Linked DNA regions of Homo sapiens: all the other regions are linked to region 1. A link is a loop called in an ENCODE intact Hi-C map of the cell type or tissue named here. Cell type or tissue: heart left ventricle. All regions are shown on one strand. Links, peaks and the distances in the headings refer to the core of each region. The heading gives the core; the rest is flanking DNA. Region 1 overlaps TACC2 (transforming acidic coiled-coil containing protein 2). Region 2 overlaps TACC2 (transforming acidic coiled-coil containing protein 2). Region 3 overlaps TACC2 (transforming acidic coiled-coil containing protein 2). Region 4 overlaps TACC2 (transforming acidic coiled-coil containing protein 2). Region 5 overlaps TACC2 (transforming acidic coiled-coil containing protein 2).

Evidence for each region. Hi-C counts contacts between places; a loop is a spot of excess contacts. Peaks named below come from ENCODE experiments on the same cell type or tissue, not always from the same donor. Only the 100,000 strongest peaks of a DNase experiment are listed, where the experiment ranks them.
Region 2: a loop joins it to region 1, with 4 times the contacts of the local background. A loop is called at or near these places in 15 of 110 quality-filtered maps.
Region 3: a loop joins it to region 1, with 10 times the contacts of the local background. A loop is called at or near these places in 11 of 110 quality-filtered maps.
Region 4: it touches region 1 in a loop (2.0-fold over the local background); 14 of 110 quality-filtered maps call a loop at or near these places.
Region 5: a loop joins it to region 1, with 2.0 times the contacts of the local background. A loop is called at or near these places in 3 of 110 quality-filtered maps.

Annotation. Positions count from the first base shown.
Region 1 is chr10:122,051,441-122,057,615 of GRCh38, reverse strand. All of the region lies in intron 3 of TACC2 (transforming acidic coiled-coil containing protein 2), which reads right to left. Among named protein-coding and RNA genes, the nearest start is that of TACC2, 65 kb to the right of the region's middle. RefSeq lists an enhancer at 2,608-2,902. In heart left ventricle, for the core only: a CTCF peak has its summit at 3,407 (motif pointing left); a DNase peak (open chromatin) is centred at 3,365; H3K27ac peaks cover 1,708 bases.
Region 2 is chr10:122,219,602-122,225,776 of GRCh38, reverse strand. It overlaps TACC2 (transforming acidic coiled-coil containing protein 2), which reads right to left. Exons shown (of 23, transcript NM_206862.4): 12 at 990-1,051. Among named protein-coding and RNA genes, the nearest start is that of BTBD16, 49 kb to the left of the region's middle. In heart left ventricle, for the core only: no CTCF peak of the experiment used is centred there; no DNase peak of the experiment used is centred there.
Region 3 is chr10:122,139,782-122,145,956 of GRCh38, reverse strand. TACC2 (transforming acidic coiled-coil containing protein 2) reads right to left here. Exons shown (of 23, transcript NM_206862.4): 7 at 2,251-2,385. Among named protein-coding and RNA genes, the nearest start is that of BTBD16, 130 kb to the left of the region's middle. RefSeq lists enhancers at 4,489-4,783, 4,509-4,803. In heart left ventricle, for the core only: a CTCF peak has its summit at 2,980 (motif pointing left); DNase peaks (open chromatin) are centred at 2,937, 3,662, 4,596, 5,166 and 2 weaker places; H3K27ac peaks cover 2,643 bases.
Region 4 is chr10:122,210,569-122,216,743 of GRCh38, reverse strand. TACC2 (transforming acidic coiled-coil containing protein 2) reads right to left here. Exons shown (of 23, transcript NM_206862.4): 9 at 5,036-6,175; 10 at 1,293-1,353; 11 at 1-117. Among named protein-coding and RNA genes, the nearest start is that of BTBD16, 58 kb to the left of the region's middle. In heart left ventricle, for the core only: a CTCF peak has its summit at 2,737; no DNase peak of the experiment used is centred there.
Region 5 is chr10:122,246,555-122,252,729 of GRCh38, reverse strand. It overlaps TACC2 (transforming acidic coiled-coil containing protein 2), which reads right to left. Exons shown (of 23, transcript NM_206862.4): 20 at 3,927-4,087; 21 at 3,574-3,680; 22 at 3,066-3,186. Among named protein-coding and RNA genes, the nearest start is that of BTBD16, 22 kb to the left of the region's middle. RefSeq lists an enhancer at 6,162-6,175. In heart left ventricle, for the core only: no CTCF peak of the experiment used is centred there; DNase peaks (open chromatin) are centred at 2,642 and 5,426; H3K27ac peaks cover 373 bases.

The DNA.
Region 1 (6,175 bases), core at 397-5,396:
GGTCAGGCTGGTCTCGAACTCCCGACCTCAGGTGATCTGCCCGCCTCGGCCTCCCAAAGTGCTGGGATTAGAGGCGTGAGCCACCGTGCCCGGCCAAACTTAGTTTTTAAGGCTTCTTTAGGGTCCCTTTGGCCAAGAGGGAGTCTGTTCAGCTGGATGGGGGGCTTAGGATTTTACTTTTATTTCTCATTCTTTGACTCCACCTCTTCCGCCCACACCCAGGCAGTCACCGGGTTCTGTGGGTTCTCCCTTGGGATTCCTTCTGGCCACCATTCCTCTACTACAACAACATCCCCTAGTGCCCCTTCCAGCCGGCACCCTCCACCCCTCCAGTGCACCAGTCAGTGCCTCACCCTTATCTTCAGAACACTTTCCTGGCATGCATAAGCCCTTGTTTATTTTATTTTATTTTTATTTTATGTTTGAGACGGAGTCTCACTCTTGTTGCCCAGCTGAAGTGCAGTGGCATGATCTCACCTCACTGCAACATCTGCCTCCTGGGTTCAAGGGATTCTCCTGCCTTAGCCTCTCTGGTAGCTGAAACTACAGGTGTGCGCCACCATGCCAGGCTAATTTTTGTATTTTTAGTAGAGATGGAGTTTCACCAGGTTGACTAGGCTGGTCTCAAACTCTTGACCTCACATGATCCACCGGCCTTGGCCTCCCAAAGTGCTGGGATTATAGGCATGAGTCACTGTGCCCAGCCCAGCCCTTGTTTAAAAGCAAACAAACCACAAAGCACTTCCCTAGCTTCCAGTTACCTTCAGGAAAAAATCTCAACCCCTCACCTGACTGACAGATTCTCCTCAACATGGCGCCACTCCTCATACCTTGTTTTCAGTGAACGTCACCACCTGGGTCTGCACTCACTTCCTACTCAGCCCTAGAGAGGTCCAGTTCAGGAATTCTGCCCCTGCCTGGAATGGCCTCTAGAGTCTGCCCCTTTCACTCAAGCTCCCTCCACCCCTGCCAGGAGACCCTCCTTGTCCACTCCAGCTCTCAGGGAAGGCTTCTTCTGAGCCCCAACAGCACTGGGCTGAGGTGGTCACACAGCCGCGTGGCAGAATGCAGCAGTCTTCATTGTGTGGTCTCTGGACCAGCAGTACTAATACCTGGGAACCTGTTAGAAATGCTCCTTCCTGGCTGGGCGCAGTGGCTCACGCCTGTAATCCCAGCACTTTGGGAGGCTGAGGTGGGCAGATCACCTGAGGTCAAGAGTTCGAGACCAGCCTGGCCAACATGGTGAAACCCCATCTCTACTAAAAATACAAAAATTAGCCGGGCATGGTGGCAGGCACCTGTAATCCCAGCTACTTGGGAGGCTGAGGCAGGAGAAACGCTAGAACCCGGGAGGCGGAGGTTGCAGTGAGCTGAGATCGCACCATTACACTCCAGCCTGGGCGACAAGAGTAAAACTCTGTCTCAAAAACAGAAAAAGAAAAAGAAATGCCCCTTCACAGGCCTCACCACAAACCTGCTGCATCAGACTCCCCAGAGGCGAAGCCTAGAAATCTGTCTTAATCTGCCTTGCAGGTGATCTTGGTGCCCACTCAAGTTTGAGAACCATCAGATAACAGCTAAGACTCCAGGCTGTTGAGTTTCCACTCTCCTTCATTCAGTGACAAAGTGAGACAGGGTATGGATGGGACTTGGCCCCCACCAGGATTCTACTAGACCTTGCATACCCCATCCAGTGCCATCCCCGCTGACCAAGAGACCTTGAAGAAGCTAAGGTTAGCAGCATTCCACCATCATCTTATTCAAGGAAGTTAACCCTATTGCCCGCATACGCACAAGTCCAGAATGACCCATCTTCACCCACTGGCTCATCGTAATACCAAAATTCCCACCCAGGTGGGGCTTATCTGCCATTTTTTGGGTTTTGTTTTGTTTCATAAACTTTTATTTTGCGTTCAAGGGCACAAGTGCAGGTTTGTTACACAGGTGAACTCGTGTCATGGGGGTGTGTTGTACAGATTATTTCATCACCCAGGTATTAAGCCTAGTACCCATTAGTTATCATTCCTGATCCTGTGCCTCCTCCCAGCCTCCTCCCTCCAATAGGCCCCAGTATGTGTTGTTCTCCTCTATGTGTCCATGTGTTCTCATCAGTTAGCTCCCCTTATAAGTGAGAACATGCAGTGTTTGCTTTTCTGTTCCTGTGTTAGTTTACCAAGGATAATGACCTCCAGCTCCATCCATGTCCCTGCAAAGGACATGATCTCGTTCTTTTTTATGGCTGCATATCTGCCATTTTTTGATCATGCAATATATGCCCTAACATGTTTTTCACTGTGCCTGTGCACTCTGTGCTCTACCCCACACGTGTAACGACGCTCCCATACCTCATGCTTGTTCACGTCACCCTTCTTCACTTTTTTTTTATTTTTTTTTGGGAGACGGCGTCTTGCTCTGTCACCCAGGCTGGAGTGCAGTGGTGCAATCTCAGCTCACTGCAACCTCCACCTCCTGGGTTCAAGCAATTCTCCTGCCTCAGCCTCCAGAGTAGCTGGGACTACAGATGCATGCCGCTACACCCAGCTAAATTTTTGCATTTTAGTAGAGATGAGGTTTCACTGTGTTGCCCGGGCTGGTCCCTAACTTCTGAGCTCAGGCAATCCACCCACATCGGCCTCCCACAGTGCTGGGATTACAGACGTGAGCCACCATGCCCTGCCCACCCTTCTTAAAACACCAAAAAGACCTGTCCTCGGGGAGCCAGCCGGAGAACTTTGCTCCAGCGCTCTCTCCCTTGTGTTCAAACATAAGCCCCTCACAAAGCCTTGTTTGGGAGATCTGTTTGGTCTTGTGTCAATTACCATTGCCTGGGAGCCTAAGCACTGTGGTCAGAAACCAAAGGCGCCGGGAATTCAGCTAGAAATCACTCAAGGTCACTCCCTGCCTGATTCTCACTCCCTGAGAAAAGCCGGTCATCTCGAAACACTGCCCTTGACCTTTTTCAGAAGAAGGAGCACAGGAAATGGAAGCACAGGAAATGGCCAATGACCAACAATTTTTGACCTAACTAAATGGTAATTTCCTCTGGTACAACCTAATATTAATAGCTCCATTATCTGGCAAAAGGTTGTAAGATAAAATCAGTTGTGTCTTAAGGATCTAAAAGGAAAAAGCTGCTCAGTCCCTGGTTGATGATATCCAAGAAGGGCGGACCAGGGACCAGTCCAGACTGCTAATCAGCTGTACTGCTACATCAGCTGTACTGGCATGGACACTGCTGAGCAGAAAGAGATGCTACTGGGGTTAAGCTTCACCCTAGGAGGCTAGGATCATTCTCCCTCAAGAACCCAGGGGCCTGTGCAGGGATGGTCATCAGGGAGGCATGTCCCAGACTCTGGATGGTTGAACTACGCTGGGCTAAGTTACAACAGCGCCACCACGTGGCAACCAGAAAAGCAAGACAGTCGAATTGATGGGACCCCACTCTTCCTATTGAAGAACTTTGGGGATGAGTAAACCCCATGTTCTAGCATAATTCAGAGGGAGGGAAGAGCCTCGAGGAGAAACAATGGACTTTCTACCTCTAAGGTAGATTACATCATGCTGCAAGCCTCAGTTTCCTCATCTGTAGAGTGGAGATGATGCCTGAGCAGAGGGACCATCTTTGGGAATATTCACACACGCATTCTGCCTATATTCTTCCCTCGCTCCATGCCCAGCAGGTGGCCACTGCAGGCCCTTCTGTGTTTTTTGCCTCTGGATTTTTCCAAGTAGAAAACAGAAAGAGTTGCAGGTCAATGCGTCTTCCCACCTTTTGTAAAAACTTACATCCTTTGAAGAGAAAATGCTGGTTGTCCAATGAGGCCAAGGGACAGATGCCTCAAGGCCAATGCGCCTGAGAGTGGAGAGAAAGGGCCCTGAACAGTGGGGAACCTCTGAGAGTCCCTCTCTACTTCCAGACCGTGTCCTCTGGTTCAGAGGGGAATGAGCAGGGAGGGTGCTCGAGGAAGCGGTCATGGGCTCCCAAAGCCTCGCCAAAGATTTCCTCCTGCCTACGGTTGTGGAGAAGCAGCACAGTCCCTCAGCCTGAGGGGCAGTGTGGTCACTGGCATCACAGGGAAGGTGCTGGGGTTGGGGAGGGAATGGATGATGGTCTCAATGCACCAGGCTCTGGAGAGAGAAGTCCCAAGGATGGCTGCCCTGGGTGATAATGGTTTGGCTGTGTCCCCACCCAAATCTCATCTTGAATTCCCACGTGTTGCGGGAGGGACCTGGGGGGGTGACTGAATCATGGGGGCTGGTCTTTCCCAAGCTGTTCTCATGATAGGGAGTGGGTCTCACGAGATCTGATGGTTTTAAAAACGGGAGTTTCCCTGCACAAGCTCTCTTCTCTTTACCTGCTGCTATCCACATAAGATGTGACTTGCTCCTCCTTGCCTTCCACCGTGATTGTGAGGCTTCCCCAGCCACGTGGAACTGTAAGTTCTTCATTAAGCCTCTTTTCTTTGTAAATTGCCCAGTCTTGGGTATATCTTTATCAGCAGTGTGAAAACGGACTAATACACTTGGCATACCCACCAGCCTGGCAGGTAAGGACTCAGGATCAGAACCGAATAGGTTTTAAAAAAAATGCAATGATCTATTGCACACACAGAGCATTTGGCATAGTGTCTGGAACCCATATGCAAAATGAATGATAAATGCTCTTTATCCTTGTTGGTGACGCCAAGGACAGGTGACTCACTGAAACCGCACACAGGAGCCCTGCTCCGTCAGGAGCGATGGACTCACTGTCAGCCCTTGCAGAGTAGGAGGGCCTGTTCCTTCTCGATAGATGGTTTCTGAGTTAGTACAGGGCCCTGCACTATAGACACACACACATTTATAGAGGAGAATCATGTTTTTAATTGTGAACAGGAAGCTGCTTTTTTGAGTGTGTTCTTGGAAGGCACCTGTTTGTTTTTTTTTTTTTTTTGAGGCGTAGTCTCACTCTGTCGCCCAGGCTGGAGCGCAGTGGTACGATCTCGGCTCACTGCAACCTCCACCTCCTGAGTTCAAGCGATTCTCCTGCCTCAGCCTCCTGGGTAGCTGGGACTACAGGCACACGCCACCACGCCTGGCTAATTTTTGTATTTTTAGTAGAGACGGGGCTTCACCATGTTGGCCAGGGTGGTCTGGATCTCCTGACCTCGTGATCCACCCACCTCGGCCTCCCAAAGTGCTGGGATTACGGGCACCTCTTTTATGCTCAATTTGCATGCCAACGAGAGGCAATTCTTCAAGGGAAAAATAATAATTGACTAAAGCTGGGGAACAAGCAACAAAAGACATTTGAGCTGCTGCTACTCTTCAGTCCAGCTGTGACACAGGCCTCGAGCAATTCCCAGGCCTCAGGAGATCCCAGGACCTCACCAAGAGGGAAAGAGAAGAGCTGGACCCTGGGCCTCAGCAGCCACAGTGGCTTCCCTTGTGTGGGATTCCAGAAAAGACAAATGCATTCACTAGTTTCATAGTCATCCAGAGCCAAGTCAGAGGTCTCATTAGAACCAAAGACTAAAACCTTTGTCCTGTGACCCTGATGAAAAATTCATGGAAATGGAACAGACACGGGGGTCTGGGGAAGTAGAGGAAGCACCATCTTTAGCAGAGAATAGAGATCAAAGGTGCTGTTTGAGGGATCATTCTGATTCCCTCAGCAAAAAACACTCTGCCCCATCTGATTGCCATTTCCCTAAAGAAATCCAAAGCTCCTGCCAAGATGCCCCAAGTACTTCCTCTGGAAAGCCACATAGCCCAAGCCACCCACTTCCATGCCCCAGGCATGAAAATTCCTGCCACCAGGGGTTGCTCTGACTTACCCAAAGCAAAAAAAAAAAAAAAAAAAAAAAAAAAGTCACTTTGAGTCTCAAGGTTTTGCAAAGCTATGAAGTAGCATGTGAGTCAAAGTTGCATTGTCTATGACAGGGGCCTATCATTCCATTTTGCATTTTTGTTCCACAGAGTTCCTGCTCATTTGCTTCCCTTAAGGCCTGTCATGATACACTCCTGAGAGCTGGGCTCCAATTTTGCAGGGTTTTTCTGACCAAATCCATGGCCTGTTTGCGAGTTGAACCCACGAGCAGTTATTAAGTGCCCCCAGCGTGCCTGGCCTGTGTCCATGCTGGACACCAGGTGCTCGAGTCTGCTGGACTACTGCTTGTATCCCCTAAAACTATGA
Region 2 (6,175 bases), core at 231-5,230, 170 kb before region 1:
TTCCTGAGCAGGGCATGCTCCTCACGAATTCATCCGCGAGGCCTGCCAACGCACCAGGCAGTGGGTGGTGGCACAAGAGGAAGGGGCCCCTTGTGGTTTCAATCCATTTAAATCAAAGATCTCAAAACACACGACAGTTCCCCTTCAGCGGTAAAATGTCTCGCCCTCAGTATTATGTATATGGCCTCAGCTACTGGGGACACAGGTGTGGCCACAGAGCTAAGCTCTTTAAGCAACGCACAAGGGGATGATGACAAAGCCCATGTGCTTTACTCAGGAAGCTGTGATCTCACTGACGTGGCGCATGAGTTAAGCCTGTGCATGGGGACATTCTCCCACCCAACCTTCAGGTCTAACTTACAGCAACCTGCAGTTTGGAAGCAGTAACCCCGGCATCTATGACTAATGCAAAGAAAGATAAAGAGCAACATATCCAGGGCCACGTAGTGCTGTAAGCAAGCAAGCCCTCCTGTGTGCCACACGTCTCCGAGGGCATCGCTGACAACAGCAAGAGGTCACCCTTGGAATAACATGCCCTAGGGCAGCAGGTATTATGCCAGGAAAGACAGTGCCCATCATAACCTCTTAAAATGAAAAACCAGGGAGAAAGGCTTATTGCCCAGAGAAAATATTCAGTTAATTAAAACAATTTCTCAAAAACAGCTAATCGTATACCTGAAAAACCATCACCACCTCTTTTTTTTTTTTTTTTAAAGAAATCTCTAGCTCTTTCTCAGTCTAGGAAAGTAATTCTGCAGGACGTCTAATTGTATTCTATCATTTTCTCCCTGAAAATGTCAAACGAAGTGGATTGAGTACAAACCTCAACCCCCCAGCCCCAGTCCATCACTGCTGTGCACCCGGGAAGCTGTGTACACAGAAAACACTCGATTTGGGGTCTGAGCTCCCAGAGACACTCTGCACAGGGGAGGAGGCCCCTGAAGGCAGGAAAGCGAGTCCCCTAAGTGGCCCGAGGCAGACGAACTTACAGGTAAGGAGGAGCCAATTTTCTCCATATATTCAATTTCATAGGAGTTTCTGTAATCCAACTCTGCAAAAACAAAAACAAACACAAACACAAAAAAACAAAAGGTGAGGTTAGTGCCAGAGGAAAAAAATGGGAAGATCTGAGCCAGGCAGGGTGGGAGCTATCACAAGGCTCTGGGCTTTCTGACGGTGCCCACTGTCTAGAGACTTCTCATATAGCCTGAAGAAAAGGCTCAGTTCGGCTATTTTCAGACAAACGGTAAATGTCTTGCTGTAAAGGGGCTTCTGCCATTAGGGAGGCTGAGAAAGTCCTGAGGAATTCCATGGCACGACCAAGCACAGCCCAAGTGTGGCCAGACCTGAGCACTCTGCGCTGAGTGTTCCCATAAGACAGCACGTGCATTCTGGGTGCGGGTTTCCTCTGTAACTGTCAGGTGAGACACGTGGGATGATACATCCTCATGATGTTTTGGAACTGGACCCTTACTTGTCCCTCTCTGGGTATTCAGCTCTGGCCACCCTCTGAAGTGAGGGAAGGACGATATTGTTCCTTCAGCGCTGCTGGTTAAGAGAAGCTTTGTAAGTCACCTGGAGCCTTTCCCAGGGTTCTACCAGTGTCTTCAGGGCTGGTCCAAATCTATTTTCAAACTCAAAGACTAGTAAAGTCCAATGGGTGGAGAAATGACCTGTTTCAAATTGATTGGTGAAAATCCCATACACTCAATGGAGACGGCAAACACCACTGCCTGCCTCGAGTACCTGGAAACTAAGCTGACACTCAACTGAACTCCCCATCCAGCAAACGGATGAAGCACCTCCTATATGGTTTGCACAGTGCCAGGCATAGCAGATACAGTGGTGGATAAGACCAGAATGGACTTCTGTCTTCACAGAAGCCACAATCTAGAGCTACCAGATACCTCTTTTCTACTTAAAAAGAAAACCAAGAGGTGAAGAGTGACCTGCTCAGAAACCCACTGTGAAAAAGCATCAGTGGCAATCCATCAAGTTTAATCTTTCAACTTTTTTTAAGATGAAAATAAAGATAAATAGCAGTTCTGGTTTAAAGCCCCTTTATTTCTGCCTATTGCTAAAGGCATCGTCAAAAAAATATCAGCTTTAAAATGAGCTATTTCCTGGAGGACTTTCATAAAACCTGCAAATGGCTGAATAACCTCAACTACTTAAACACGTGGACAATCTTTCAGGAATCTCTAAATCTCCCTTGGTGAGGCAAACATATCCTTCTACTCAGCATGGCCAGCTCATGAAATCGAAGACAGTTTTGTGATTAAAGGCCAGAAAGCCCTGTTGCATCCTGAATAAAGATGAGTAGAGAAAGTGTGTTTCCAACTCTCACACCAAGCCTGAACCCCAGGGTCTGCCCCAACTTAAGACAGAAGCATTAATTTGTAAAGTCTTAATCGCCTCCTCACCTTAAAAATGAGAAGCAGGACAGGGCACAGTGGCTCACACCTATAATCCCAGCACTTTGGGAAGCTGAGGCTGGCGGATCATTTGAGGTCAGGAATTCAAGAACAACCTGGCCAACCCCATCTCTACTAAAAATACTAAAATTAGCCGGGCACATACCTGTAGTTCCAGCTACTTGGGAGGCTAAGGCAGAAGAATCACTGGAACCCAGGAGGCACAGGTTGCAGTGAGCCAAGATCGCACCACTGCACTCCAACCTGGGTAACAGAGTGAGACTGCCTCAAAAAAAAAAAAAAAAAAAAGAGAGAGAGAGAGAGAGGAGGAGGAAGGAGACAGGGATGGACAGGGTGATATTTAGGGTCTCTTCCAGATCTATCTATCACTTTCCAAGTATAAAACTCTGGGACTATCATTTTACTGTTCTATTATAAGCTGTTTAAGTTGAGAAAATAATAGTGAATCAGCTGCCTCTTCTAAGGTATCATTACGATTTCCAAGGCATTACATGCCCTAAATGATGTAACAGAAATCTCTAAGCACACTCCAGTACAGCACAGGGCACCCAGGACACACCAAACGAGCAACAGACCACCGCAGAGTTTTTCCAGGGGCCTGTGGCCCCGGGCGAGTGCCCGGCTCTGGTAACCAGCTCGCCTCACTAAAGTGTCCCACTTGGAACCTCAGCTCTTCTGGTGGCTGAATCTGGGTGAGTTTTAGGTCACGGAGCTCACTCATCTGCCTTCTCTGCTACCTGCCAAAAGGAAGTCCCTTCCCACTGTCCTGTGTCCCCATTCCTCCCTTCAGAAGGAGCAACTGACGGTGCAAAAGTGGGGTACTCTGACACCCACATTAGTGTTTGCATTTGTGAGATGCCTGGTTTCAGAAGGCCCGCACTCCTCCCCATCAATCCCAGATGAGTGGCAGACGCCTGGAGATGCTGCTTCAGAACACGCCCTGCTTGTTGCAATCACGGTCATTTGGGATCCTGATTTATAATTTACAGAATGACCTGGAGAGGATGTAAAAAAAATAAATACTTCCTCCTGTCATCTTGGGTGATCTCTGCTATTTTGAGAAAACATCTTCCTGAACTTGGTTTTCAAAATTTCACTCATCTGCTTCAAATCCTAAGCCTCAAAGGGCAGGCATGGGGGTGAAACCACATCCAATTTCAGCCCTATTTTCACACCATGCCACACACAGCTGGCAGGCCAGGAAGGGTGATGTCACCACACCAAGTGGCACATCATATTCTCAACTGGAGGAGATGGTCCTTGCTAACGTGTGTGGCTGCTCCTAGCTGAAGAGGCTCAGTCATCGTTCACGGGTCCTGTCGTTTCTGAGGGCTGCTTTTGGTAATTATTTCATATGGGGGCACTGCACAGCGAGGGGCCTTCAATGCTGCTTTCGTCTGTCTCTAATTGCTGGGGGCTTGCTAGGAACAGGAAAGAGCCCCATGCAGAAGCCAGAAGGATGCCACTGAGTCCAGGTCTCCATTGCTAGGATCAGGGAAGCCAACTCGCCTGATATCTCCTTGCCTATTGACTTATCTTCCAAGTGGAGCTCAAAGTGCTTATATTTTGTAGGCTAAAATGAAATACTTTAAGATAAAAACCCTTCGATGGGTAACACAAATGTAAAGGAGCATGATCAGATATATTCCTGCTCATGGCTAGTATTTCTGGAACTTTTAACCTAAGTGACATTATATTAGGGGAGAAGAAAAGAGTCCAGGGAAAGAGACAGGGAGGCTGCTCCCAGCTTCCCCACCGTCACCCTTCTAAGTGTCTGCAGTGTGACAGAGACGGCGCCTGCCGTTAAAGAACAGCTGAGGCTTCCAAGGAGGGCACTTTCCCCTCTGTCAGAGTGGGAAGGAGGGACTAACAGAGCTGTGTTAAAGGACACAGGGCAACTGGGTGACCACCAAAGAGTCACTGAGACTTCTGAATCTAAAACAACTGCACTCTGTCAGGGTCTCTTGGACAGCCAGGAGAGGACTCAGCTGTGTAGACCAATAGTTCCTAATCTTTTCCTCCACAAGGACTACATGGGTTAAGTTTTCTCCCACTGCATCACGCTTTAAAAGACTGCACCAAAAAAGGGCATTTACTAAGCAACCACGCAAAGAAAACCATTTATAATTGTCAATGAGTTCTTCATCCGTGGAAGATGACCAGTGTCATCCTAGTGAGTTGATACAATTACAGCCCAAATATGGTATTTTAATCCCCTGGGCATCTTTCTAACCTAGTTACATTCAGGTGTTTTGAAATATTAAAGACAACTTGAAGCTCTGCAACATTCTGCTCCTATGGACCTAGGTAGGAAAGTGTGAGTAGGTCAACAGCCTCATTCTACAGACGCAGGCAGCAAGCCTGTTCCATGCTCACATAAAGAGCACAGCTGTTAAGTCAGGCACACCTGGCTCTCCACGGATTTGTGCCAGGACACTGGGGGAGTCACTAACAGCTCCAAGCCTCTGTATCCTTGTTCCTAAAATGGGGAACTGTAGAAAAGCACTCTGCAGACTGAGAGGATGAAATGAAATCATGAATGTAAAAGACTCTGCACAGCTCAAAGTAAGTCCTCACCCAATGACAGGCCCTAGCTTATTATTGTTACCTATAGAATTAATGATAGTGAATATGTATTTAAATCATAATTATTATTTCTCACCCAACATTTCCTTTTCCTGTGGTTGGTGACTTTAGTGTAAGTCTCACATCACAGCTGGGGCCCCGCCCCACACGGATTCTTTCTGACGATCAATCACATCAGCACCCCTGGGTGTGTGTCTGGTGCTGCTAGACTGGACCTCATTACATTAATGGTATTTCCACGTCCAGATGCTGGGGGGACCCTGGGTGTGTTAGCGAGGTGGATGCAGTGGGGCCCACACCTCCTGAAACTGCAACTGTTGTGTCTTCACATTAATGGATTTTTTATTGTCTACCAGCTTAAATTATAGTCATGACTTCCCAAATCTTCCCATTTTCTAAGGTAATGGGTTTAACCAAGTTTTGTTCCAAACCCATATATTTACATATTTGTTCAATTTTTACAGAAAAAAACAACTGTCAAATATGTCACTCAGCTAGTAAGTTGTCTGTTTTAGTACAATGTAGAAGATGGACAAATAAATGCCACCATTGAATGAGGTATATATTAGCCCTAAAAGTACTGTTAGTATTTTTATATTTCCTAAGGAAAAAAAAATGCATGTATTTGGTTCCTGATGGTAAAACTAAAGACACACACATATCAAAATCATATGTCCAGCTCAAGTTGGCTTCTTTCTTTTTTCTTTTTTTTTTTTTGGAGACAGAGTCTCACTCTGTCACCCAGGCTGGAGTGCAGGGGCATGATCTTGGCTCATTGCAACCTCCGTCTCCTGGGTTCAAGCGATTCTCCTGCCTCAGCCTCCCTAGTAGCTGGGATTACAGGTGCCCACCACCATGCCCAGCTAATTTTTGTATTTTTACTACAGATGGGGTTTCTCCATATTGGCCAGGCTGGTTTCAAACTCCTGACCTCAAGTGATCTGCCTGCCTCAGCCTCCCAAAGTGCTGGGATTAGAGGTGTGAGCCACCACGCCCGGCCCCAACCTCAGGATGGTTTCTAAATGCTTTTCTCCGATATTTAGAAATCTCTTACCAAGCTCAAGAGATGTAACCCACCATAGGTGCTATCAAAATGGCCAAGTCTGAGGCCTGTGCTCAGATGTCCCTTGCTGCCTCTGGAACATAAAGCACCT
Region 3 (6,175 bases), core at 226-5,225, 89 kb before region 1:
TCATGTTGCTGAATGGCTCAGATGTGTAAATGAATGAGATTCAGAAGCAACCCACACAGAGTGGGCTCCAGGGCTAAAGGTGAGATCACCCAGTGTGCCTTCTATGACAGGTTGAGAGCCGTGAGCCCATCTGACCTCAGGAAAGAAAGACATAGAGCAAATGGGTACCACTTGTGTCTGCTGGTGCCAGGAGGCACCAGAGATGCTCTCTGACCCTAACACTGCATCAGCAAAAGGTCTGAAGGTTGAAATTTTTATTTTAGATTTCATCAAAAATCTACTCTAGCCCTTGGATAAGTTCTTTTAAAAAAAATGAGGTATAACTTACATACCAAAAAATAGTAAAATTCACTCTTTTTAAGTATATAGTTCCACAAATTTTACAGAACATTTCCATCACCCCCCACAAAGATCTCTTCATGCTCATTTGTAGTCAATACAAATCCCAGCCCCCAGTGCCCACTGATCTGTTTTCCATTCCTTATTGTTTTGCCTTTCCCAGAATCTCATCTAGACTGAATCATGTAGAATGTAGTCTTTTGAGTCCAGTCTTTCTCACTTAGCCTAATGCATTTGCGATTCATCAATTTAGTTGCATGAATCAATAGCTTGTTCCTTTTTATGGGTGAGTAATATTCCTTGGCATAGATATACCACAATTTGTTGATCCTTTCACCAGTGGATAGATATCTGGGTTGTTTCAAATTTGGGGCAATTATGAAGAATACATGCATACAAGTTTTTAGGTAGACATATATTTTCATCGTTCATAGGTAAATATCTAAAAATGGGATTGCTGGGTCATATTGTGGATTTATGTTTACCTTTATAAGAAACTGAAGGGCAGAATATTTGAGAAGAGTAATTGTATTTCTTTCTCCAACACATTTTGGTTGTGCACCTACTATGTCCAAGGCAAACCAAGGGTGTTTCCCCAAACAGCTGGGGATGTTCCTGCTCCCCAACCTCTGCTTGTGCTATCTCACCAGCAGAAAAGCAGACCTCCCATACATTTCCTTGTCCTTGGGCCAAGAATTATGGCAGACCAGGCACTGCGGTGGATCCAAGAGGGGTGGAACAAATGTTCCTGCTCTGCCAACAACAATCTGAAGGATGGAAAGTCCCTCTGGGACTCAGGACCAACAGAGCTGCAGGTAGATGCCAGGAGATACAGGACAGAGAAGAGTTTAATGGTCTAGGTGGCATCATCCAGATAAGGCAGACTCTGGTCCAGCTCTGGGCCCACCCTACTGTTACCCGGTATTCTAGAATATCATCTGCATGTGGTGATGTTCCCTTCCTCTGATTTCTCTACTACTTCCCGACACTCTGGTTTGGCAGCTGGTTGTCTACGCTTTGGGCACCCCTTATATTCTTGCCCTCTACCATGGCTTAGCTTTCAGCACTGTGTGCTTCCCAGCCAGCAGGAGCTCCCTGAGGACCGAGGCCTGCCGTTCTCAGCACACCCAGATGCATTTGGCTCTCTACAAAATACTGTCCAAGAATGCTCTTTAGGAGGCTTTAATGATTTATAATCAAAACCAACTGCTTGCATGGAAACAGGAGTTCCAAATACTTGCTCTAATCATTAACTTTATGTGTCAACTTGGCTGGCCCATTGAACCCAGATATTTGATCCAACCTGTCTCAATTTCACTGTGGAGATATTTTTTACATGAGATTAATATTGAAATCAGTAGATTTTGAGTAAAGCTGATTACCTCCTATAATGTGGGTGGACCTCATCCCATCAGTTGAAGGCCTTAAAGGAAAAGGATTGACCTTCCCCAAGGAAAAGGGAATTCTGCCAGCAGATGGCCTTGGGGCTCTGCTACAACAACTCTTCCCTACTCTCCAGCCTGCCCTGCATTATTTCAGACTTGCTAGCCCCCACAATCACATGAGCCAATCCCTTAAAATAAATCCCTCTCTCTGCATATATATATACATATAAATACATACACATATAGATCATCCATCCATCTATCCATCCTATTGGCTCTGTTTCTGTGCAGAACCCTAACGCACTCGCCCACACCATGCTTCCCACTGTGACATGAGGAGCAGGTGGGCAAGGGTAAACCTGAGATCGGCTATGGCCCAAAGGGTCAGAGACATGGTCTCACGGGGCCAAATGGTCACCACCTTGTTACCATCCTAAATGCGGCTCACCCCAAGACCTAGGGGGCAGAGACCACCAGGCCCCTGCTCTCCGGGGGCAGGTGCTGTGGAGGGGGACTTGCGCAATACCTGCTGAGGTCCTTGGCCGGATCTGGGCAGGAGGGAGTGGAAGCTTCTACTCTGTCACCAGCTGGGGCAGATGGCGAAACTATGTGTTCTGCAGCCGAGGGAGGAAGACCCGCATGGGCAGCAGCTGGGGAGATGCTGGGGACACAATGAGGGAATTATTCCACATGGTGCTGGGCTCATTAATGGCACATTCATCAGGCCCCATTCACCCCACCCAACCCACCCGCCCACACATGGAATGGACTCTTTAAACCCCAGCACTTGGCTCCCCGGCTTCCCCATCCAGGCCTCCACTTCTGCACAGCAGGGCCTGTGGCTGCAACGAAGTGGCTCCCAGGCCAGGCCCTTAAGCTCCTCCCTCCTTAAGCTTCTGTAGAACCGGGTTTCTTTAACAGAGGCAGCTCAGGTGTCCAGGACACGCTATGTGAGTTTTCTCGTTTGATTTTTGTTTAGAGGAGAGGATTTTTTTTATGATGATTTCTATTCGTTTGTGATAGGCAATGAAACTCTACAAGGTGAGAACTAAAATACAACTTTACAAATTCCCCAGGCTTTGCCCGCAAATCCCAAGGCTGAGAAAAATCCAGGGGAAAAGGATGATGGGAAATTCGGGAACCTGCCCCGGGACCAGTTGGGCCACCCGTGTCCTGGGGGAGGAATGAGTTTCAGAGACGGAGTGTGGCCCTCGAGTAGGGAACGAGTGCCCCCTGCTGGACAGCCAGGGAACCACAGCGTGCGGGGCCTCCGGGGGTAGCACTGGAGACCACTCCCCACAAAAGCCAAAAGGCACAGGCTTGCAGTGCAGAAGAGGTTCTGATTTTCCCCACTGGCAAAAAGCAAGGCTAGCAACGGCCTCCACAGACTAAAGCCTGGGAACAGCTTTCAGGGTGGTACCCTCCCAGCCTCTCCAGCCATCCCTGCTCTGGTCCACAGTGGGACTGGCCAGGCTGAAGGTGTCTTGGGGTAGCCAGGCTGGAATACAAGACTCAGCACAGACGGCCTGAAACCCAGCCTGAGGTGGTAGCTGGGGTTTGTGGCGTCACAGCCCTTGCAGTGAGGGATCACTGCTTCCCTCTGCGGGTAAACACCTCCAGGGAGCTCCCAGATTGCAGGAGTCCAGGGTGCGTGGGCCTCTGGGCTGCTATGTCTGCTCACTCCATCTCTTCGAGGTCCACCTGACAGGCTAGCACCCTGGTCTGAAGGGCAGCTGCCATAGGCACCCACACTGTACACTGGACAGAGGACTCAGTCTTGCCCATAAGTCTGGTCACAGCTTAGCAGATTCTGCAGGTCCAGCAGGCACTTCCCAGCCCCTCACCGTCCTGGCCTCAGAGCTCCACGAGGACAGGGGCCACATCTGCCACATCCACCGCAGGATCGCAACCCTGGGCCAGGCCGCCCACAGCAGGCAGAGGGGATACCGCCAAGTGTCCAACTGGCTGCAACCAAGTGTGGGAGCAGAGCCAGGGCTGGAACCCATGCTGCCTGCTCCCTCGGGGCTCCACAGAGGAAAACAGAGCCCAAGAAATAACGACCTAGGAAAGCCCAGAGCAGACCAATCCACGGGGGAACAAAAATTACAAGTGCTTGGAGGAAACCCAGCAAAACAGCAAAGTGGATTCACAGATGGAGTGACTGGCCTCCTTTGTCAAACTATTATTTGCAACAATTTGGGCAGTGGCTAAAATTAATCATTTTGTAAAAGAATGACTCAAAATGAATAATGCAAACTACCAGAGGCATTTAAGCTCCTTAAGAGAGCTATTTTGCACTTTGGAGGCTGACATGTACTCATAATCGGCAAATGGACCACTTACAAACGCAAACTACTAGTCTAACTTCGCTTTCTCAAGAAATTACACTGCTGTGCTCCCCCCTCCACCACACACATCCCACCAAGATTTTACTTAGTTTAATGCAAATTGTGGAAAGGTGGTATTGTTTGTGGTTCTGTGATTTAAGGGTACTGTTTATCAAACTGCAAGGAAGGATCTCTGTCTTAGAAAACAGTGGCGGGTGGGGGGGAGATGCTACCTTAGATCTGTGGCCCGCTGCTAATCACAACAAAGCCAGCTCTGTGACAGCTGACAGCCCTGGGATCTGATGCAGATGCCCAAGGCTACACCTGCCCCATCTCTGAGAACACCCTGGGGCAGCACAACCAAGGCTCACTCACCAAGCTCCCCCGCCTGCCCTTAACACCCACAGCTGCTCCTGTTCCTGAGGGGCCACCTGGCTGCTCCCTCCTCCCTTCCTTCTGTTGGTCCCAACTGCCATGGCCACACCCTTCCTGCGCTGGCTGGGTCCCGTTAGCCAAAGGCATCAAACAAGTGTGACTCAACAGCTCATTTAAGAAAGGCGCCCCCCTCCTTCCACCGCCTGTTGGCTCATACCCAGGGGCCGAGGAGGTCAGGCTCCCACGAGGAAACACTCAGTGACTCACCATCCAAGCCCAAGCGCTAACACATGGGCCCCCACAGACACCTCCTGGGCCCAACAGAACTTCTCCTCTTCCCTCCTGACCCTCCTCCTCCTCCCCCAATTTTCCCAGCAAGGTAGTGGCACCATCAGCCCGCCAGGCCCTGGCACTGACTTCCAGTTCTCTCATTCCCATGCCCCTCATCACCCCTTCCTGCTGAGTCACCTCCTTCTCCTTCTGGAATCTGCCCTCTCTGAGCAGGACTCCTGGGCTATCCTGCTGTGCCTGCTTTCCGTTTTGTCCCCTCAGATCCAAGGCCCCACAGCCACCAGAATGACCCAACTCAAGTTCTGATCAGGTCCTTCCACTGAGTAAAGCCCTCCCTGACTTTCCACGGCATTCGGAAGCTGGTCCTCCAGGAGCCTAGTCAAGGTCCCTTGAACTCCCCCTGAGCTGCCAGAGGGCAATGTTGCTCAAGCAAAGCGAGTAAGCAGGTAGGGGCAGCCGGCAGCCAGCTCCTCACCAACAACCCCAGTCAGCTCCCATCTGCGTTCAAGCCTCCCGTGACCAGCAGTGACTCCTCTTAAAGACATTGTTCTCAGGAAGTCGGGCCCTGAACAAATGCCCAGGACCAATCCCAGGCCTTTGCAGAACCTTCCAGACAGCTGCCAAACCCAGCCCAGAGAGAGCAGGGCACTGATATGGGGTCCGCACATTCTGTAGTCTCATTCCACCTGCTAGAGTTATCTTGCTGTCTTCCTCTGGCGGAAAGCTAGCCTGGGGCTAAACATCTGGGATGCCTTTTTCCATTTAAGGAGTTAATCAGTGTTTTCCAAACCTTATTGGAATAACGAAGAAGCTGAATTCAAATTCATGTAGAGTGTTTATATTTTTGGAAGAGGAAGGATATGTTGATTTAAGTTCAACCTGCTATTTCTTTTTGTTTAGGACAGAGCTGACAGCATATAAACCACCACGCTTTCAGCAGACAGCCATGACTTATTGATCAAGGCGTTCTTTCCTGCTAAGCCCAGCTAGACAAGACCTCAGAATCCATCGCAACACAGATCCCTAGAGAACCATTACCAATGGATCAGAGACGATGGATCTGAAGAGTTTGCTGTCCCTGAGTTAGCACCTTGCTAAGGTCCTCACAAACAACAACTGGTCCCACTGCCCATTCGGCTGCAGTCTCCAGCCACACACACAGCTCCAGGGCTCACATTCAGCCCGACAGCCCTGCAGATCCGGCCGCAGTGAGACACCGTCAGCAGCTGTTGTCCTTTGATTCCCTGGTCAGGGCTTTTGAGTCCCGCTAGGCAGATCCCTCACTGAACTGATAGCAAATTTCATTTCAGAGATTGGCTGGAGCTGCCAAATTAAGCCCTTGTGCAAGGACAAACACCAGAGTGGCCCAGGCTGTCACGGGAGGGTGATAACAGCCCCCAAGGTGCAGGCCAAACACATCAGTCCTGTTGGCCAGATGGGTGACAGCATCTTATCTCC
Region 4 (6,175 bases), core at 748-5,747, 160 kb before region 1:
GTCCACTGTCATGCACGTCCACTTCTGGTTGGTGACCGCCAGCTTTTCCTCATCTGTGGCGTGGACCACCGCAGAGATCACTGGTGGTGTTTCTGGTGTAGCAGCTGGGGTGGGGTCCTGCAAAGAGAAGAGAAACTGTTTCTTGTCTCATCAGACTCTTGGTCAGAAACTGTGCCCACCCTCAGGTCTGGGGACCCATTAGCCAGGACAGGTCCCGGTCACAATCCTCTGCATGCTCTTCTCAGACTCTGCTCCAAATGGTCCATTAAGGAAACAGATGGACACACAGATTCTTCCCTCTATGAATCTCCTTTTATGATGGTTTGTTTCAGGGAATGACCATGAATTTAAAAAAAAAAAAAATCAGGATTTTGTGTCTTAGTTACTTGAGCATTCCTGCTAGTTTTACGACTGTGACTGCTGTGCGAGGCTCACACAGTGCTTCAGGCCTGCACATCAATATCACCAGAATCACCTGACAAGCATCTCATCAGTCCCTGGAGGCAGAAAAAGGGGGATCTTATCTCCATTTCCACTGGAGAGTGGGAAGTGGAGTAGGGCAGGGTGGGAACCTAGAGAGGTCAGGACAGAGCTGCAGCTGGGACCTGAGCCCCTATCCCCAGGGCTGAGTGCTTCCCTCCACTGCCCCCACTCTGGCCAGGGTCTGCAGGCTGGGGCTTTGCTGGCTCAGATTTGGAGGGGTGGCAGGTCTGTTTTGTTTTATGACCCAGAAATTAGCCCTAACATACTGACAGGCTTGACGATAACTTTCCTTGGTCTGTAAACAGGGTAGAAGAAATGGAATCTATCTGATGGAGGAACTGGTAAGAGGGACTCTAATCAAGACAGAACCTAAGCCCCACTTCTTTAGGGGAGGGGCTTCCCTTTTCTTCCCACTCCAATTTTGGCTGCACAATTCAGTGCTCCTGACACTTGCTGAGTTTCTTCACCTTCTCACTGCATATTTGTTCATCTCAAGAGACTTTCTCATCTCGACAGTCCTAGAAGTTCACAGCAGATGAACTGGCCTGAATGGAGCAGAGTGGGTCCTCCAGAGCCCAACTAATGTTTTTCCTGAACGTCTTCCCACTCTCGGGACACACTCTGATCTTCCGCAAAGTGAAGGGACCAAAACAATGTGAAGCAAACATCGAGGGACCCTCCACACAGAATGCAAGAAGAGGGTCTTGGAAACAGGCCCGGGATGAGCAGAAAGCAAAGCTTTGTCAACAAGCGAAGAAAACCTCCCCCGGGGGGGGCATAAAACCATCAAGATCAAAGGAACACTGTACCTGGGAAGGTGGATCAGAGAGAGGAGACCGTTTTGGCGACTTTTTCACCCTAAATGTGTCACTGGAAACAAAATGGAAAACGTAAACACAACAAGCAGAGGGACGGAACACTCCAGAGCAGTACAGAGCGGACCGAAGCTACTGCCTCTGCGGAGCCATCTGGCCCAGGCCACCCTCCCACCTCTGTCACTCCAGCACCAGCGAGAGGCCACGCCGGCTACCCACTCTCACTTTTTAACAGCTATTATTTTTGCCCCCAAGGGAAAGATCCATCAAGCTGGAGATCTTTAAAGAGATGCCATTTTGGAGAATGACCCAGAAAATGAAGCTAAATTTAACTAAATGTTCGTATTTTATAAAGCAAATTTCTGGTGAGCAGATTAATTTATCTGGATTCTTCCAGGGGTATCTGAACCCAACTAAGGCTAGGGGAGGGGCTCTAGGCTCAGGACACCAATTTACAGACGGGCAAGGCGACACCTCACTTAATGAACAACTGAAGGGGGCCACGCAGAAATAGAAAGTTCGGGGTCCTCAAGGAGAACCTCCTGAATCCTCCCTATCACAGGATCTTTGAGCTCAATGGATTCCCATGCTCTGAAGGCTTCTAGGTGGAATCCTGACTAAAGGTAGGGCCAGGGGAGAGATGATTTTTTTTGTCTTCTCCTAACCATGGTAAACAGACAAGATTCACAGCTCTTCTCTCCCTTTTTCTCCTCCATATGAATAGCGGGGCTGAGAGGCAAAGGAAACCACCAAATCAGACTCCTGAAGGGTCAAGGAAGCAGATCCCAGGAGAAAGGGATGCCTTTTAGCCTGAGCAGTTCCATTAAGTCCACCGAGCAGTCTGGGGGTCACTTCCACAGTCAGAATGGGGGCTCTTTCCACCCTGTAGACTGGCCCCTGCCCCGTCTCCAGCCCCTCCATGGGTTGGTCCCACTCCCAGCAAAGCAAAGGCTTTGGGGGGTGATCCCTCTCCTTAGATCCCACCACCCTCCCCTGCTTTGCATGTTAACTGGGTGGGCAGAGCAATTTGGCATTCAAGTTCCTTCCTTGTGTTCTCTCAAATCACTCCAACAATGGCATTTAATCATGAAAAAAAAATAAATGGCTATTTACAGCATTTATAATATTTGCCATTAAAACAGTGCAATCGCAGCTTGAAGCATATATTTATTCATGCATATAAATATATAACCATATATTTTATAGTTGCTAAGTGGCTCAAAAATACTCAAGAAATCCCTTGGGCAGAAGAGAGTCTGATGGACTCGACCCTATCCTGGGACTGCTGGCCACCTGGACTGGCCGGCTTCCCTTCTAAGGACAGGGAAAAGTTGCATGTCTTTGGACCCCCCCGAGCTGCCCACAGATCCCTCCTGGCCATGGGAGGCAAAGCAGCAGAGGCACAGAAATGGTCAGCTCTGTTTCTACTGACAAGTGGCAGGGTGACCCACAGATGGCAGACAAGGCATGCCGACACCCAGCCAGGTCCTGGGTGACTGAGGATGCAGGACTGGGGCAGCCTGGCGATGGCTCTCACAGCTGTGTGCTCCACTCTGCACTGACCCTGCATTTCAGGGCACTCTGTGGGCCTCAATTTGGAACGGCCCAAATATTTCTGCTTTACATGTTAGCAAGAATAAGCTGTGGCCGTCGCTGCCTGTGGTTAGACCAGACAGTTATTTTAACGTGAAGCCACAGTAGTGTTGAAAGCAATCGCCCACTAGCCCAGTTTAAAATGAAAAAATGTAATGAAGAGTTTAAAAAAAATGTTTGATTTCAGATGAAGACATCCAATATGCAAGGGAAGGAAAAAAGTTCCATTCCTGATAAGCAGGCAGATGCTGGATAATCACATTTTCACAGCCAAGCAGTCTCTTATGCAAATCACTATGAAACAGAAAAGTAATCTTTGCTACTGGGGAGCCCCATGCCCCATCATTCGCAGGCCCACCACAGAAACACATCAGTAGCAGCCAGAGGGGAAATAAAAATGGCTTGGAAGCAGAAACAAAAGGCAGAAAAATAAGCACATTTGGCATAAGAGGCAGATTGCATTAAATTTACTTACAACAGAGAACACACAGACATCACATCTTCAACCATCCTAAGACAAGAAGACAAAGAAAAAGAGAGACAGACAGAAGGAACTGACAAAAAAGATAAATCTGCAGACAACTGGTTATTAATGGGTTAGGATATGGCGGCCACCGCTGTAGGGCAATGCCCCAGCTTTTTGGAAGGAGCTGCTGGGGAACAGCTTCCTCTCTTGATCCTAATGATCCCACAAAGCCGTGGTGCCCCAAGAGCTTTGTCAGACCCACGCAGGGTCTTCCACGCCAAAGTCCCTGTCTGCACTAGAGGTGAGGACACAGTTGGGTAAACTTCCCTGACCCCTGTTAGCTCTAATATTCAAACAAGAAAGTGACTGGGGACGCCTATGAGACACAGAACATATCTTGGAGAAGGAAGAGGTGGCGGCTAAGGTTGGCTCTCATTCCAGATGAGAGAGCACGGCCTTGCAGTCTAGCCATTGCAGACTTCTCCTATTCCAGGCTTGAAATCAAGTTTCCAACGTGAATTCTAGAGAGTCTCTAGTAGGGACCTAGTTGAGTAACTGATCTAAAACAAAGTCCCCATTTTGGCCAGGATGGCCTCCAGCCACCACTAGACAGTGGCAGGTTGATCTAAGGTAACCTGCTGTAGAGACCTCCTCTCAGGAGGCCCTGGGTTCTTCTCAGAAATTCAATGTTAGGGGGAGCCCAGAATGGGAGGTAAACATGTCGTTCTGTCTCTTTCGTGCCAGGCAGACCCAGAGGGGCCAGCGCTGTGGTCTGTTCTGCTGCCCCTGGGAGACTGATCTCCTCAGCCTTGTTAAATTACTGACAATACTTCCCGTAAGAGTAAGGAAATCGCCAAGATATTAACCACAGGGGCCAAAGAATAAAGGACCAGCAGCCATCCACATTAGAGCCGGGTCCTGGGGTGGATTCTGGAGGCATGGGTGTTTGATATTTAAGCACGATGTACTTGGCCTTGTCAAGTGTCTGGGGACCATAGAGCCAAGGACCAATGGCTTCCTGGGGATTGTGGGGATTTGCTCCCCACTTTCAGGTTCCATTTATCTCTTCAGAACTTGCAGGGACTTTGTCTACAAAAGATGACTGGAGAGAAGGAAGGAGACAAAGAAGGGTGTTTCTTACGGGCTGGTTGGAGTGCAGCAGGGAGGGGCCCAGGCCACATCTCTCATTCCTGAGCCTCCTGGAATCTACTATGTTTGTAGGTTGGGCTAATGTCTCATTAATAGGCAGAAACAAGTACTATACATTTTAATATTTTAAAGGGTGTATCTCCCAGCTTCTCCAAAAAGCAATCAGTCACCAACAGGGAGATGAACCAGATCTCTAAGGACCTTTCCCCTTCCATGGGATCTCCCAGATTGCTCTGGAGTTGAACATTAGGTCTTTGGCTACAAGTAAAGCTCCAGCCCATTGATTTATTAAAGCAAAAGATCAAGGACACAAAGGGGTATGTGGATGGGAAAATGCCACCACTGTGACCGCAGAGAGGAAGGAAAACACGTACATTGTCTGCTTGGTGCAACGGCCGTAAGCGTGGCATCATCACAGCACCCAGGGGCAAGGTTAGGGCAGTCGAAGGTTATCCAGGCACATGACCAAGGGTCACAGCCAATGCGCACCCCCGCCTCTGATCCTTACCACCTCCACCCCTGAACTTACGTCTTTAGGGGCGTCTTCTTCTTCTTGGCGGGCTTGTTTAGCCCATCCCCGTCCACTCCATTGGCTTCCATAGCACTGGCTGGGATCTCAAAGGAGGCTGGGGATTTAGAAGGTGAGCTGGGGGTCTTAGAGGATGTCTTAAAGGGGTCAACGGACTCATCACAGGTGTCTGGGTCAAAGTTGTATGATTGTTGGGGCAGTTTGGGAGACTCCTGCATTTTTGAGGTGGAAGAAAAAGGGTTAAAATTGGGGTCATCCCACTTGTCAATATCAAAGGTGTAAGTACCTTTAGCAATGGGGATGTCATTGGGTTCAGCAGGGGATCTGGGAGGTGAGGCAGGAGTGTTGTCAAGTTTCTCGGGTGTCTTTTTCATCTTTGGCCTCCTCAGGGGCATTTTGGCAACTGGCTTTTTGCCTATCTTTTTGGTAGGAGGGGGGTTTTCCTGCTGGTTGTCCCAACTACTCTTGTCCTCAGAATAGTCAAACTCCAGCCTTACGGAGAGCCCTTTGGCTGGAGAGTCCTCTTGCCCCCCGCTATCCGATGGGGTTACCTCCCCTGCCTCCGGGGCCGTGGTAAGAGGCAGCGTTTTCCTCCCGACAGGGGGTGAGTTCTGCACTCTGCCACCTCCAGAAGCCGGGGGGACAACCCCTTCTGCACTCTCTGAGTCCAGAGGGCAGGCAGCTTTGGGCCCCACAGCGGGCTCAAGGGGCGTCTCCTCCAATAAGGCTGGGCTAGGACCTTCCGTCTTGGCAGATTCCGTTTTCGTCTCAGATGCTAGATTCTCCCCACTGGGGACAAGGCTCTCTTCATCTGGCTCCTGTTGCGTCTCCTTCACTGGGGGGGTCTCTGTGGGTTTCTTGGTGGTCTGTTTCTTTTTTAAGGAAGGCGGCCTCGGTTTTTTAGTTCGCTTAAGGGTACTAGAAGCACTGCTGGAACCCGTGCTATATGCATCTGGGGCAAGGGCCACGGCCTCGGGATTGCCTGAGGAAGAAGCACCATCAAAGTCACTGGCTTGCAGGCTGAGCGACCGGGACAGTGTAGACTTAGAGATGGGGACGGAATCCGTGGACTTCCTCCGTGTGTTCACTTTGCCCTCCTGATTCTTAGCGTCTGAGGCACGAGGCTCCAAGGTCTGAAAG
Region 5 (6,175 bases), core at 488-5,487, 200 kb before region 1:
CCAGAGGTCAGGAGTTCAAGACCAGCCTGGCCAACACGGTGAAACCCTGTCACTACTAAAAATACAAAAAAATTAGCTGGGCGTGGTGGCACACACCTGTAATCCCAGCTACTAGGGAAGCTGAGGCAGGAGAATCGCTTGAACCTGGGAGGCGGAGGTTGCAATGAGCCGAGATTGCGCCACTGCACTCCAGCCTGGGCAACAGAGACAGACTTCATCTCAAAAAAAAAAAAGAAAGAAAAAAAAAACTCTCATTGCCACTATGGCCCCTGCTGGGGCTGCTAACGGTGATCTTCCATCTTATTGGAGTGCCCACCGTGAGCTGCTCACCATGCTGAAGACATCCCAGGCACTCTGGCCTCCCCTGGTTCCCTCAATAGTGCCTTCAAGGAAGCCAGTATTATCCTCATTTTTCAGTGAGGAAATGGAGGCTCAGAGAAGTTAAGGGTTGTGTATAAGGTCACACAGCCAGTCAGATGTGGCAAGCCTGGAACACAAATTCAGGTTGCCCCAGCTCCTATATGGCTTTGCCATTATAACTGTTAAACAACGTTATGTACAGTGACTGATGGCTAAGAGGCATCAGCAGACCCGTTAGAAAGTGATTCCCGGAGGTTTTCCAAGCTCTCTCTTGGCGTCATCAGCCACCACTAAGCAAACTGCCTCATCATAAAGCTCAGCTCATGGAGCAAAAGCCTTTACAGAGCGCTGATTGGGCGAAATGCCCAGCGCCTCCATTCAAGAATTGTCTGGGTGAATCATGTTTCTGAATCTCTTTAAGATGGGACTATCCCCTAGATATCACTCAGGTCTTTCAGGGAAGAACCTGTGTGATTTGTTCATTCCTCTGGAAGTTCAGTTTAAGATAATGCAATTTAAACACCATCAAACCCTGATGGAAATGGGGGAACCATCTCAAACACACACATTGCTACATTTCTCACCAAGAAACATTGTATGTTCAACTGCTACAATAGCCAAAATGACTGTGAAGTATGGTTTTTATTTCTTTATTTTAGAGACGGGGTCTTGCTGTGTTGCCCAGGCTGCAATGCAGCTGGCTACTTACAGGCACAATCACAGTGCACTACAGCCTCGAACTTCTGGGCTCCAGCAGTCCTCCCACCTTAGCCTCCCGAATAGCTGGGACCACAGTCGCATGCCAACATGCCTGGCTTCTAGTATGATCTTTATTTTAATGAAACATTCCATTTTTCAAGTCACCAAATATGCCATACATAGATTATCAAGAGACAAGGAATAGAAAATGCACACTCAACACTAAAACCATAATGATGCTCAATAAATACTGGGTGAGTGAGCAAAAACTTGCACTTGACAGTTGTGACCGCATATGTCGTTCTGAGGATACTGCTAAGAACAATCATCAGAGCCTACAAAACAGGTAGTTGAACATATGCATATTCCAAACTATTTTCTAATGCAATTTTGATATTAAAACTGTCTAGTAGCCATCTGTCTTTTTCATCCTAAGAAGAAAGGTAAAAAATTAAATTAATGTCACACCTATAATCCCAGCACTTTGGGAGGCTGAGACAGGAGGACTGCTTGAGCCCAGAAGTTTAAGACCAGCCTGGGCAACAAAGTGAGACCCCATCTCTACGAAAACAAAAATTAAAAAAATTAGCCTGGTAGGGGGCACATGCCTGTGGTCTCAGCTACTCAGGAGGCTGAGGCAGGAGGATCACTTGAGCCCAGGTGGTTGAGGCTGCAGTGAGCCATGACTGCACCACTGCACTCCAGCCTGGGCAACAGAATAAGACCCTGCCTCAAAAAAAAAAAAAAAAAAAAAAAAAAGAATGAAAATAATGATCTGTAATATGAATAAATTCTGGATAACCAGGAACATCCAATAGGGCACAGGGCCTAGTGGAGACTGGGTGAGTATCAGATATGGACCTCAGGGAAATCCATCTGCCCAACGATACAGGCTTCTAATTTTCAGGGCTAGATGGAACCTAGACACTGAGGTGGGGTGCGAGGCTTGCCCAGGGCCATGACAGATGGTGCAGTGGGGACAGGAGCCCCATTTCTTGCTCCCCAGGGCTCCTTCCCCAACATTACTTAGGTGGAGTGAGGACTGGCACCTGCCCAGGGCAGAGATCACCACTGCTTGGCCCAAATGCCCCTAGAGACCACCACCAACCACAGTGGGCAAAGGAGGACAGCCAATCCCCTGGGGCTGGCTGGGTGCTCCTGCGGTAGTAGAGGCCACTCGGGAGGCACATGGATTTCTGATGCCAACAAAGGATGCCCCATCACTGCCTATCAAGGCCCAAAATGCAAAAATTGTGCTGCCAACCCAGGCTGCTGGGCTCGTGGATGACTACGCAGGGGAACCCCAAGGCTCAGGAAATTGACTGGAAGGAGGCTGCACATCTGGAAATCCTCTCCTTGAGAAACACATCCAAGGAGGGAGGCTGGCCCTCACTCACACACACGCAGTCTCAACAGCCCAACGCTCAGAGGGCCCTCCTGGGCTGAGGGAGCTTCTTATCTGGACACCCAGGGAGACAGTGCTCACAGTGGATGGAGGGGTGCCAGATCCAAAAGGAGGAAACCTGCGCACAAGCTCAGTGTCCTCGGGAAGATCACCCCTGTCCCTGGAATTAGAGGCCACCTGGGCGCCCTTCCAGCCCTGACACTGCTCATGTTCTGCATCAGCTGGCCACCACTGCCAGGGCCTGGTGGGCACCCCATCCACTCACCCAGTAAGCATGCCGGATGCAGAGGTTCAAGGGCTACGCCTAACACATTGTAGGCACTTAATAAATATCCAACAAATAAACGAATGTTGAAAAGGAATGAAAATGGCAGTAAACACACATGCAGGCTGCAGTTCCAGGAACGGTGGAAAGGAAGCTGGTCTTAGGGCTGGCATGAAATTGGAACTTCTAGAAGGAACCAAGGGTATGCTCATGAAGCATGAATTCGTCTTCAGGAGCAGCAGTGGCCAGGGAAGCCCAGCCTGTCTAGCTGGACTGGCCAGCAGCACAGAGAGCAGCAGCCCGGCCCACCTGGAGGCCACACCCCTCCCCTATTACCTTCTGCTCCAGCGTCCTTTCCAGGGCGTCCACTCGCAGCTGCTCCTTCCGCAGGCTGGCCTGGTGGGCGGCTTGCTCCTGCTGGGCCTTGCCTCGAACCTGAGCAATCTCAGCATTGGCCCTGCGGAGACAGGGAGCTCAGAATTATCACTCTTTTGTGGATCACTAGAGACACCTCCTGCTTCCCAGGTCCAGGCAGGGAGAGTGGCCTGGTCTGGCCCCAGCTGCCACCAACTGGAGCTGGAGCACAGGAGCCCATGAGAACACCAAACCCAATTCCATTGCCATGAGACCAAGGTGCCGGGGCACCCTGGACATTGCAACACGCATCCTCCACTGATTAAATGATGCTAACTGTGTGCCTTCTCTCGAGTCTTATTGAAACACACACTTGGATGATGCCCCCTTTCCAAGCCAATGTCACAGGCGCTGCCAGAGGTCCCAGCCTGCCTGGGTAAAAGGGCTGCTGGGAGGCCCCTGGGAGCCACCCCCAGTGGCTAAATGTTACCTGTCCAGTTTCTCCTCCGCGTGCACCTTCAGGGCCTGGTACCTCTGCTCCTCCTTCTTCACCCGGGACAGGTACTCCTGCGCACATCTCTTCAACACCTCTTCATTCTGACACAGCAGGGCAGAGGACAGGCGTCAAGCCCACGAGAACAAATGCCCAGCACTGGTGGGAACCCCAGGAACTCTCGGATGCAGGTGTAACCCCAGGCGGCCAAGTCTGCCTCCCCAGCCTGCATGGACCCCCTCCTCGCAGGTGGCTCAAGACCAACTTCTGGAATCCTACCCCCTCCCAGTGCTCCCACAATCTCTCCCAATCAGATCCTCCTCCTCCGTGGCCCCCAAACTCAGCCCTACCTTGCGGAAGCCTTCTAGGACCTCCTTCATCTTCTCATATCTTCTGAAGAGGTCGGCCAGAGACTTCTCCACGGAGTTCAGGTCGGCCAGGGCTTGCTCCTTCTCCAGAACCAGCTGCTGCACCGTCTGGTGGGAGACTGACTTCTCTCTCTGTTCGTCCTCTGGCAGGAGAGACCAGGAGCCAAATGATGGAGCCCAGAAAGTCCAAACTGGGTCTCTGGGGCCAGCCGAGGCCTCAGATGCAACTCAGCCTCACCAGTGGGGGCATCTCAAACCCCAGCTTTTCCTTGGGACGAACCCACGCCCCAGAGCCCTCCCAGACTGTCTCTAACAGAACAAAAACCAGAGCCCTGGCTTCCCAGACCCGGGCCTGTGCAGCCTCGCGTGAGGTAGAAATGAGCCATTACTATTCCTTAACCTGATCAGTACGGCCCCTTCACAGGTCTATATTGGTGTCCCTGGTGATTCTATGTGGTTGTTGACAGCAAGCAGACAGATCCGTAAAGTAAAAAAGAAGACATCGCTAGTGAATTTTGCGTTGGGACGATTAAAGGGTGTGAGGTCTGGGCTGTGAGGGATGGGCCCTCCTATGTATCAGGACAGAGAGGAGGTCTTTGGAGATCCTTAACACATCTGGAAACCCAGAGCCCAAAAAAGCATCTCCTCTGAAATTCCATTCACGCAGGCACAGATAGCGTCTTCGATACAGCAAGTGTTGTAACTCCAAGAAACACGGAGCTATTTCCGTCAAGGTTAGCTTCTCAGTGATGTACAATATTAATTCAGTGTTGGCTCAGTTCCGAGTGGCTGATCCTGGTGAGAGGAACCATTGTCCTCTGCCCCACCTCTCCGGCCCTTGGCCATCCCAAGCTAATAATCTGCCCCAAATATCTAGAAAATGTATATTTTTAGATTTGGGGCACATGTGCAGGTTGGTTACATGGCCATACTGTGTGACTAATGCTGGGGTACAGATTTCTAATGAGCCTGTCACCCAGGTACTGAGCATAGTACCTGAAAGGCAGGTTTTCAACCCGTCTCCCTTCTACCCCCACTGTGAACTCCCCAGCGTCTTCTGTTCCCATCTTTGTGTCCGTGTGTACCCAATGTGTAGCTCCCTCTTATAAATGAGAATGCTCAGTGTTTGGCGCTCTGTTTCTGCATTAATTCCCTGAGGACAATGGCCTCCAGCTGCATCCATGCTGGTACCTAGGACATGACTTTGTTCTTTTTTTATGGCTGCTTAGAAAATCATTTCTACACTTATGGGAAAGGCCTTCTCTGACTACTCTACACAAAACACCCCTCTGTCCTCTGTGCGGATCCATCCCCGGCCCAGGTGGGTGAGGAACCATTTGCTCTCTTGGTGACAGCAGAGTGGGGAAGGGAGAAGCGCCCACTCAGAGCTCCTGGGGAAGGAGCTCAGCAGACCTGTCTTTCTACCAGGCCCTCGTCACTGGGGAGGGGGCTGCCTGCCACCTGGAATGACTCCGAGGGCTGGCTGCCATAGACAGATCACATCTGGAAATAACAGAACAACGGGAGCCAGCGCTGACTGGACCCTTCCATGTGGCGGGCACCCTGCTGATTGCTCTAGGTGTTGACTGTCCCTAAGCCAGCACTCAGCAGCCAGACTGAGCTTCCTAATGTGCAAACCAGGCCACCTCACTCCTGCTCAGAGCTCCCCCGCAGTGACCTCCCTCTGAAATGGAAATAACACCCAAATCCTTGCCCACATGCTCTGCCCTCTACCCTCCCAGGCCTCTCTGCTCCAGCCACGAAGGCCTCCAATGCCCCAGGGGGTCCCGCCCCAGGGCTTCCAGGGCTCTCCAACATTCTCTCAGGGCTCTGATCCCATGTCACCTCCCCAGAGGTACTGGAAATGGCTCCTCTTCCTCTAGAGTCCTTCATTTTCCTCTTTGCAGCAGCAGCCACCCCTTATCATTGTATCAGATGTGTGCACACATGTGTGCACGTGTGTGCGTGCGTGCCTATGCTGGTGTATCAGCGGCTCATCTCCCTGATGAATGCACGCTCTGTGAGGGCAGGCACCAGAGTCTGTTTTGTCCACTTGCTCTGCCCCAGGGCCTAGGATAGTGCCGGGCATACAGGATGTCTTGATACATGTCCATGCGACGAGTGAACAACTTAGAGCATCACAACCACCCGGGCAGCTTTTCTCACCCTCATTTTACAGAAGGCGGAACAGAGGGTTTGAGAAGCTAAGTCACTGTTCACTGAGAAAATGG